Linked DNA regions of Homo sapiens: region 2 is linked to region 1. A link is a contact called in ENCODE Hi-C or POLR2A ChIA-PET data. All regions are on one chromosome and are shown on one strand. Each heading gives the region's core, a stretch centred on a gene start or an enhancer-like site at or near the end of the contact. The rest is flanking DNA. Distances are from core to core; before and after follow the strand shown. Region 1 overlaps LOC107984012 (a long non-coding RNA gene). Region 2 holds the start of EGR2 (early growth response 2).

Region 1 (5,103 bases), core at 1,017-3,516:
CTTTGACAGGTGTTCTACCTTACCTACCCCATATCTGATCAGCTGCCACATTAGTGCCATGGTGTCTCCTCTCTGCCTTCTCATTGTGTTTCTACTGCCTCTTCCTCTTCCTCTTACTCTCCCACTCCTCTTCATGACTTCCATTGTCTATAGCCCAGACTGTTTTAATTACTTCTTGAATTACCTCCCCTTTCTTATCTCACCTTCTAAACCCGTCTACTAGATAAATTTTTCTACAGCATAGTTTGTTTTCATTCTGTGAAATCTTCAGTGATTCTTCATTGTTCTCCTACCTTACATTCCAGGTTCTTCTGGCATTTGAAAGTTTCCATTCAGTCTTAGTGCCTATTACCCTCAACTCATCCTCTACATTACCTCCAACTAGAGGCCTCATTATTTTCCAAACATACCTCCATGCTTTGTGGCCTTAATGCCTTTGCATGTGCAGTTCACCACCTGGAATTCTACTCTTCATCATTCCTACTGTCACTTCCACCATGAAGCCTTCCCTCCTCAGCTCAGCTAGGTCCTCCTCTAATCTGAATTTCTATAACCTTTCATTCCGTCTTTCTTGAGGAGCTTGTTACATTTCACTGCTTATTATCATTATTTGTGGGTCTGTCTTATCTCCCTGCCTAGTGTGAAAGATCGTGGATGGCCAAGACTCAGTAATTTCATATTCCATTCTCCACAAACATGGCAAATCACACAGATTAGGAGAGGCAGAAGTTGAATAAATGTTTATTAAGCAAGTGAATGAATGAAAACAAAACTGTGCGTTTGTCTCTTGAATATACCAGATCCTTCAAAAGACCATTCTGATACTCTTTGCTCTCTCTCTAGTAGGTGGCAGGGATAAGTTTCAATGCCCAGCTTCTAATAAAGTAGGAGAAGGGTGTAGCTAAGTTAAGCCTAGATGCTAGGCTTGCCAAAAAATGGTGTTCTAGAGTTAAATGGAGTGCCTCCTACTCTTATGCATGGGGAGGTTGCACTATTTCCCAATCCAAAGACCCTTTAGGGTATGGGTTTCAATTCGAAGAGATGGTAATTCTCTTCGAACACCAACCCAGCTTGCCTCAACCTCACAACTCAGCTCTAACTGCAAAACAGTGCCCTCCCCATCTGTAAGTGGAAAAGGAAGTCTCTGTCTATTTTTACAGAGATGAGGGGGAGGCCGAAGGAAGAATTTCATTTAATTTCTATTTCTTCTCTTGGCCTCTAACTTTCTGGCCAGGGGTTTCTATTTCAAAAACTCTGTATTATGTAAACACAGAAGGGCCCTTCTCAAAAACAGAAGCAACTTCTACTAATTTCCAGTCTCCTTTCTGGCACTCTCAGGAGTCCTGCTAAGCATCTTGATCCCAGGCAAATTTTTCCTTGGCTACAAAACACTTGTGATGGCCAACCCTGGGTCAACAGCTTCATTTGGCTCTGTGTCCCCAAGATTTTTGCAGTACTCTTCAGTTGAAAGCTTTCCTAAGAAAGAGGATGTTGTCCATGACTTCTCTGTTAGGCCAGCTCACACAGAGCCAAACATGTTTCCATTGAACAAAGCCTACCACAGCCAAGAATAACTCTTTAAAATGCCCTTTCTAACCCATTCCACAATTACACAAATAATTCAGGCAAAAGTGAATTGTGAACTACACATTCCATATCTTGATGCTGTGTAGACTACGTAGCCTGAACTCATTCTAAACAGGTAGACTACCTGCCTCCCCTATTAAGGAGATACAGCAGAAGGTAGACAAACACACAGGTGCAAGCTCCAATGGGGACTGTGTCATTTTTTAAATGGTCCAACAAAAACATGCCATTGAGATTGCTACCAAAGCTGGACAGCCTTCATAGCTCTGTATCAAAGAGGGCTGGGCCCATGCCCTGGAGATCTGAGATCTAAGATTAGCGAGCTCACCTTGATGCAGTGATGAATCAGATGAAATTATAAGAAAACAAGAATTATTTTTATTTTCCCTGCCTTTGTGCCACATACTAGTACCCTCAGGGAGAGAATTTCTGGAACCGGGATGCTAATAATGTAGATGAAGTGCATAGACGGTTTGGAACTATTCTGGATTCCTAGTCTTCTAGTCTACCAAGGATGGTAGCAGATGGCACAGGACCCAATCTGTTTCCAAACGTTACATTTGTGAGTAGAAACAGGCACTTTGGCCAGATTCCAGTTGGTACATTCAACAAAGAATAACATAAGCCTCAGATTTCCCATTGGTAAAACAAAGGAGGTTGGGTGAGCTATTCTCTAAAGTCCCTCCCAGCTCTAATATTTTATGATTCTCAGTGGTAAAAATTCAGGGATTTGGAATGACCAGTCTCATTCTCCCATTAAGCTCTGGGTGAATCAAAGGCCAGCATCACATTGCATCATCTCATGTACAGTAATATGTGAATGACATTACACAATGCCAGCTTTTATTAATGGGAACACTCTTCCAGCAATAATGCAATACCCTTGAGCTCATTCTGGCCTTCTTTGTTAGTACCCAACCCAGCTGCATTGTCAGGAGATACAAAATATTACATAGACGTTGGAAGTAGGAGCAGTAGAAGAGGGCAGACACATCAGCAAATGACACAACTAACAGCCTGTAGTCCTGTTCATGCTCACAGTGGATGCTTAGTGAATGCTTGGTGACTAACAGTGAGTAATGCAGAAACACTAGTGGATCTATTAACTGACTAGAGTCAACACCTTTGCACTTTGCTATTTTCCTAGGGGCCAAGTCTCGGCCAGAATGGAAGGGAGGGAATTCAAATTTAAGAGCACTTTTAGAGTTCCCATAGGTTGAGAACTCTCATATATTGGTGTTCCAACTCCTAAGTATATGGATGGGTTCTCCTTCATTAAGCAGATACTCCATTCCTAAGAGGTTTGGCACAGACAAATTTTGAGTCTATTTTACATGCTTTACTCCTGGCATGGGCTTCTGTCTTAAGTCCTTGTTGGCTCTTTAATGCTGCAGGCACTAGAATGGGAACCAGAAATCCTCAAGTATCTCACCACGTCTCTTACCTTGAGGAGTCCAAGAAGCTCTCCTTGAGTCCCTCGCTTGGAATTCCCCTGGCCCTCTGTAGACACCAACCCTGGCAAACAGCACCAACTTATAGCTCTGGAAGGAGAGAAGGAATAGGCAACAGGCTTAATGTAATCTTCTTTCAAGACACAAATGTCCCACCTCCTATGACTTCAAGAAAGAGTTGAGTTCAGCATTGTCCTTTGATGGTTCCACTACACCATTTGTTTCTGGAAAACACTGATATCCAACAGCCACCCTATGCATGCTACCTTTCTCACATCAAGACAATTCCTCTCCAGCCCCATTTTCACAAGACCCTTCTCTGAACTGTTTTACTGGAATCTACACACTATTATTTACTGGGAGCATACATCATTCCTTCTTTTTGGTCCCTGAGTGCCAGAGTGCAGGGTCAGGTTAAGAGCCTGGTTGGTCCCATGGGACAGAACAAAACCAACTGGCCACACAGAGACCAAGTTTTGAGAGAAATAAACTTTAGTAATAAGACACTTGCTAAATGGAAGAGAAGAATGTTAGGCTGGAATGAATTTTCTGTTCGTTTGGCCCCACTGTCTCTGCAAATCATATCAGATTCATAATGTCAGAGGAAGAGCTAGTTAACGTTTTATAAAGTGTGACACCCAGCACAGTTCCTTCCTCTGAGGTTCTGACTGATTTCTCTCTGTGCTCATTCCCCTTTTGTGGATGTTCCTCTCCTCTTGTCAACTCAGGTTTCACTGTTTTCCCTTTAACCACATTGAACAGGCTGATATCCCCTCATGCTGTAAAGGTGTGAGTTGTACTTGGCCTTGGACGAGCTTGGAGGACTTTTTCTTTTCAGGGAACTTAAAGGTGACATCTTCCATTGAGTCAGCCAGCCATTAGTTCGGGGAAACTTTCACATCATTTGCAGTTGGAAAGCAGTTAACATTGACGTGAAGTCTCTGCTTAGAAGTTTGCCTCATTAAGAGATATTTGAATTTCTACACGGCTAGATATTTAAATATTTAAATAACCCCAAAGAAGTGTAAACACAAAACCTAGAATAGTTACTTGCGTAATGAAGCTGAGGGGAAGCACCTAGATGAGAAGTTTCATAATTTTACAAGTTGCACGAATTCTTGGAAATTCCATAGAAGTGTCTGAAGAAATGGACCTCAGTAGGCCCTGTAATAAGTATGTTTGGCATAAGAGATTGCTGCCTTTTGGAGACCAGGCCTTGGGAAGAGGACTGGGTTGGTGTTACGAGTGTTCTCCAGAGAGGCTGGGGCCTTGTTACCACCTCTGGATATTTGGTCTGTTCTTCCCCCCAAATAGTTTTTAGAACCACCTCTAAGAGGTGTTCAGTGTGCATGATTCCCCAGGCTGCAAGATGTGACTTTGTGGCCAAGTAACAAGGACAGAAGGTGATGTAGGGAAACTGGTCCAGCCAGCTTGTGCTTAAAGATATGTGACATGTCTGATGAGCTGTTTTGGCTTTTGGACTCAAAGATTCTTCATTTTAACAAAACCAGGAAAACAAACCATAGAACTTTCTAGTGTTTCTTCTTAGCAGGGAAGATGAACCACACACCTTCTCACTCCATTCCTCAAGCTCTCCCCCTCCCCGGGCTTCACTTCAATACTGCCCCTCATGGCCCTCCTGGATCTCTGGGGGTAAAGTTTGAGCCCCGCAAGAGTCAGAGGCAGAGTGAGACCCGGTGATACAGCCTAACACGGGATCGAGAGATGCTGTTGTCTTACTTAGTAACAAAATATAAGAGTGTCTGTTGCAAAAATAACTTGGTAATAGAAAGCAAAATGTTTACACTTTGGCTGCAGCCAAGTTTGACAACATTAAGATGCTCTGCCTCTTTTCAGTAACCAAGGGGCACATAGAGTATTCAGAATCAGTGCTTTATGAGGTAACAAAAGCTAGTGTCTATGCAATATTCCCTTCACATGCTACTCGCCTGCAAAGGTTTTAGCAAACAAATCAAAACACTTTTTTCTTTTCCTCCGAAATGTTGAAAGGATAGAAATACAGACACTGAAGTCTGTCTGTTTTATTACAGATTAAAGCTAGCGT
Region 2 (4,746 bases), core at 1,342-3,841, 100 kb before region 1:
CCTCCACTGGCCCCTGGTCCGGTCACCCCAGCACTGGGGCCCCCCAGGGTAAAGTTACGGATTGTAGAGAGTGGAGTGAGTGGAGGGGGCACCCGCAGGGTGTCCAGTGGGCAGGGAAAGGGCTTACGGTCTGGGCCAGCTGTACCATGTAGGTCTCTCTGGCACTGAGATGGAAAGAATCCAGGATAGTCTGGGATCATTGGGAAGAGACCTGGGTCCGTGGCTGGCTTGGGGGATGGATAGGAAGGAGGTGGTGGGTAGGCCAGAGAGGAAGAGGTGGAGGTGGTGGCTGCTGACAGGAACGCAGAAGGGTCCTGGTAGAGGTCTCCTGCACAGCCAGAATAAGGAGGAGGAGGCGGTGGCGGAGAGTACAGGTGGTCCAGGTCAGGCTGGGTCTGGGACATGGTGCACACACCCAGGGGTCCTGTGGCCAGTGGGTTGGGGGAGGCAGAGGTGACGCTGGATGAGGCTGTGGTTGAAGCTGGGGAAGTGACCCCTTGCAAGATGCCTGCACTCACAATATTGATTATGCCTTCTGGGTAGCAGCTGGCACCAGGGTACTGAGGGTCAATGGAGAACTTGCCCATGTAAGTGAAGGTCTGGTTTCTAGGTGCAGAGACGGGAGCAAAGCTGCTGGGATATGGGAGATCCAACGACCTCTTCTCTCCAGTCATGTCAATGTTGATCATGCCATCTGGGGAGGGGAAAGGCAGAATGGAGGTGGAACAATGAAAATACAGCCAGGACTCCCTTCTCACCCCCGCTCACATAGGTCCATTTCCAAGGCCGAGAGTCTCAGCACTGTAGAGCTGTGGCAAAGTCCAAAAGGTGGGGAAATTGAGGCCCACAGACTGTAAGAAGAGGCCAGCCCAACTGTGGCAACCCATTGACAGTATGGAACTCAAGAACTACCTCCAAAAAAGCAGAATGAGCTTTTCCCAACTCCCCTCCACCCCCAGCCATCTGTGGCTCTAGTCCCCAATAAAAAACACCCAATAATAGCAACAACAATATTTTAAAAAGCCTCATCCGCCCGGAGCTTTTCTCCCTCTTTTTTGCCTGGGGGTTCCACGGCTGAGGCACCAAGACAAACACCACCCAAGAATCGACCTATCCCAGTCAGTGCCGTGATGGTGCCAAACCGAGAGGAGAGCCCGAGAAGGGGGTGGGTGATTTCCCGGCTGCTCCCCATCCCCGGCGCCTTGTGCCTTTTTCTCCCTCCCTCTCCCGCTGCGCTTCAGCCGAGGGCTGCTGGAGCGAATGGGGGATGTAGAGGAAGGAGTCCGTAGGTTTCCGTGCCCTCCCAATCTTCTCCGCCTTTCCCGACAGCCGCGCGTCCCCGCCTCAGCCCAAGGCCAGTGGCCCGGCCTCGAGGAAGGCGCGGGGGCCGCGAGAGACGACTTTCCACAGCATCGCCAAGGAAACCGGCGTCGCCGGTGCCCCCGCGGGCCTCCCTCGGCAGTCCGGGGGCTGCTTCCCGCCGTTGCGCGCCCTCCTCCACCACCCACTCGCTGCCTCCGCCGGCCGGAGCCCCCGCCTTACTAACCCCCTCAACTTCGCGGGCGGCGGGCAGGTGGGGGCGCGCCTCCAGGCCGCAAGAAGGGAGCGCTCCGAGATTTTCCCGGGGTCGGCTCTGCCCAGGAGGGAGCTACCGACGCTTTCCCCTGGCGCTTCTCCGCCGCTCGGCTCTCCAGGCGCGCAGCTCTCCCCGAGAGCCCCGAACTTTACCGTCACTTTGCCCCTGCCCCGGGAGAGGGGAGGTCGAAGTGCTGCCGGCCAGAGGGCCTACGCAAGCCTCGAAACCCGGGGGGACGCCTCTTCCACCCCCATCCCTGCGCTCGCCCGGGGCTGGGCGCGCCGGGGCGCACGCACGCCGGTTTGCTGGCGACCTGGCGCATCTGCCCGCGCGCCCTGGTCTCAGCTGTCGCAGGTTCCTCCTGCACCCACTTCCAGTCTTCAAAGCCAGTGCAGTCAGCACCGTCCACCTGGAGCCCCAATCCTCTCCTGCGATTCCCGCACACCCACTGCACCCCATCCACCACCTCCGGGCCGCGCAGGTCCGGGCCTGCGAAGACACGCGGCTTACCTCCGGCCACTCCGTTCATCTGGTCAAAGGGGCCTCCCAGTTCGGCATTGGGAAAGATGGTCACCGACGTGGCGGCGAGGTCCTCCACCGGGTAGATGTTGTCAGACAGCTGGTGCACAAAACCACTGAGAGTTACTGGGATTTTGTCTACGGCCTTGGCGGTCATCATTTGCTCCTCGCACAACCTGGAGACCCAACTCCCTCGCTACCTGGAGTGTCAGAAAAGCCGTTTTGGAGAGGGGTTGGACTGAGCCTGGGATGGTATCTCCTTTTGCCCTCCACACTTAAAAACAACCACCACACACACCAAGAAAAAAAAATCAACAGAAATAAAAGTAGCAAACAAGTTGCTGTTTTTTAAGAAATAAGAAAAATGTCTATTTGCCACTGACTCTCTCCTGTCTGTGTTCCGGCTGCTGGGAAGCCAGGAGTTGCTGGTGTAGTGTTATTATAACAGTCAGTGAGTCCCCTCGCCGAGCTATTAATCAATTGCTCCTCGCTCAGTTAGACGGAAAGTGTTGCTCTAAGTATTTATGGGCAGGTCTTCAATACCCGTGACGTCGCTGCCCATATATGGACTGAGGAACAGGGCTGGGCCAGGCGGCTTTTGCCGTCACATGGCTGATTTGCATACACGGGCTCGGCCGCGCGGACTCCGCCGGGCTCGCGACTTCCAGCTCGCAGGCGGCGGGGATCGCTGGGGTCCCGGGCGCGCGGCCCTAGCTGCAGCCTGGGTCCGGGGCGCAGGGATCGCGGGGGAGAGGGCGCGCCATGGACCCAGTCACAGCCACAGCAGGAGAGCGAGCTGCTCCAGGCTGCGGCTCAGCCTCCCGGGGCGGGGAGGAATTCCGGTTCTCTGGGACTTTCCAAAAAAGGCGAAGATCCGGTGCCGGCGGCTCCGCCTCCCTAGCCCTTGTTTGGGAGCCATTCCGGAAAATTAAACTTCGGAAAGAAACCGAGCGGAGCCGAGACACTACAGTCAAACCCCTACTCACTTTCTTGGCAGCTCAAAACCGCAAGCAAAAGGAGGCAGCGAAGAAAAAAAAAGCTACATGCATTCACGGAAGCTGACTGCTTTTTTCTGAATTACTTGGTGGAAAGAAGTGGCTGGTGATAAGAGTGAATGCGTATTGCTTTTTTGGAAAGTCTGTTCTATTTATACAGGAGCGAAAACGGAACAGGTTTGGGTTGTTTGTTTGTTTAAGTATTTTGGGCACCTTGGGACTGGGAGGGTAAACCCTAGGAGGAGCAGAATTACTGTGGGGAGCTTCGAGAGAAATCCTCAGCCGGAGACACCCTCCTTCCTCTGCCCGCGCGCTCCCCGCCCCCCTTCAGCTGCTGCGCGGAGCGGGCGCCCTTCCCGGCGCGTCTGGGCGGTCGGCTGCGTGGGGGCGTCCAGATGGAAGCTTGGACACTCACCCTGCCCCTCCAGACACACATACACACACACTCACACTCGCTCCACTTCCGCTACACACTCCCGCCCCCGCTGCCCTCTTCACACACCCGCTCACACACCTTACACTACACACCTCCCTGTTGACTGCGTCCGCGCGCCGTCGTTGCCAGCAGTGTCCCGGCGGCAGAGCGGGCTCCGGGCTCGCTGGACAGGAGGTTCTATGAAGACACTGGCCTAACCTTCACTACCGGTCCCTGCAGCCACAGAATCCCCCTGACCCCCATAGCCCAGGATCCAGGACCGCGCCCTGCCCGCACCCGAGCCAGAATACACGTACTAGAATAAATATTTTCTCTCCCTCCCCAAAAAACACCTCGGTGAGCCCAGCGCGGTCCTCAGTGACGGCCGAAAGCATCTCTAATCACTTTCAAGACGCCATCCCCATCCCCCAACCCACTCGTTTTACTTTGCGAGACCCCGGTAGAAACCCTTCTGTTTCGTTCCCAAAGCAATTTTTAAAAACTTTTCCAAAGTCCAAATAGCAGCAGGTTCTGGCTTGCTGGGCGCAAAGCTTCTACCTCCCAGTGCGCCCCAGCCCGCAATGGATAGCCGGGCCTGTCCGGGGCCCCACAGGAGGCTGGTCCCGGGTGCCCAAGTCCAGCGCACCGCCGCCTGCATGACTCATTCATGGTCGTTTGTGCAGGTTGCGAACTGCCCCAGAGCCCTTTCCCGCTCCAAAGCCGCGGAGGCCAGGGATAACGCGCAGGGTCAGCCTCGCAGGCCTGTCCTGTCCCTTTTTCACCCCGGGCCCGGAGCGGCCCTAGCTTAGTGTGGGCCGGGGCGGGCGGGAGCCACGGCGCCACGCCGTGGAGGAAGCGCGGCGCTGCAGGCGGGTCTTCAGCCGCTCACCTGCCTCGACCGCTGCAGCCGTGCGCCAGCTCTCGCCGGGCCCAGCGCACCGCGGTCAGGGCCCTGAGGCTGCCGGGAGCGGTCTCTCCCTCTGCTCTTCCACTGAAGCGCTGCTTCTCCCCCTCCCTCCAAAACAGCCGGTATCCAGCGGCCGGCCATCTCTCTGACTTAAGTCACCCAGAGCACATTTGGGAAAGTTTCTCGCTCGCGCTGTGCGCTTTTTTCCAATTGGGGATGAAAAGGACATGGAAAGAAATCGCAGCAAGGTTAGCACCCTAGTAGATACCCCACCCCAGCAAAAATGTGCAAAGTCCTATTTCTCAAGAAAGAAAGAAAGAAAAGAAAAGCAAGA

What was found. A loop is a pair of places that touch in the nucleus more often than their neighbours do. ChIA-PET counts read pairs that join two places held with the same protein, here RNA polymerase II (POLR2A). Pooled maps may share reads with other maps.
Region 2: a map of MCF 10A shows a loop between it and region 1 (5-fold over the local background). The contact joins the promoter of EGR2 here to the enhancer-like site in region 1. A Hi-C loop is called at or near these places in 2 of 168 maps with a recorded cell type or tissue (MCF 10A and dorsolateral prefrontal cortex) and 1 of 50 pooled maps. POLR2A ChIA-PET finds 5 or more read pairs at or near these places in 3 of 52 experiments (GM12878, H1 and activated naive CD4-positive, alpha-beta T cell).

The regions. Positions count from the first base shown.
Region 1 is chr10:62,913,930-62,919,032 of GRCh38, forward strand. It overlaps LOC107984012 (a long non-coding RNA gene), which reads right to left. Exons shown (of 5, transcript XR_001747465.2): 3 at 3,032-3,128. Among named protein-coding and RNA genes, the nearest start is that of EGR2, 100 kb to the left of the region's middle. Within about 2 kb of position 2,267, at least 3 of the 41 ENCODE cell types and tissues checked have a DNase peak (open chromatin) inside an H3K27ac peak, as active enhancers do.
Region 2 is chr10:62,813,775-62,818,520 of GRCh38, forward strand. EGR2 (early growth response 2) reads right to left here and starts at 2,592. Exons shown (of 2, transcript NM_000399.5): 1 at 2,087-2,592; 2 at 1-694. The coding sequence starts at 2,255. RefSeq lists silencers at 1,503-1,592, 2,613-3,042, 3,333-3,412, 4,323-4,472 and enhancers at 3,438-4,435, 4,073-4,242.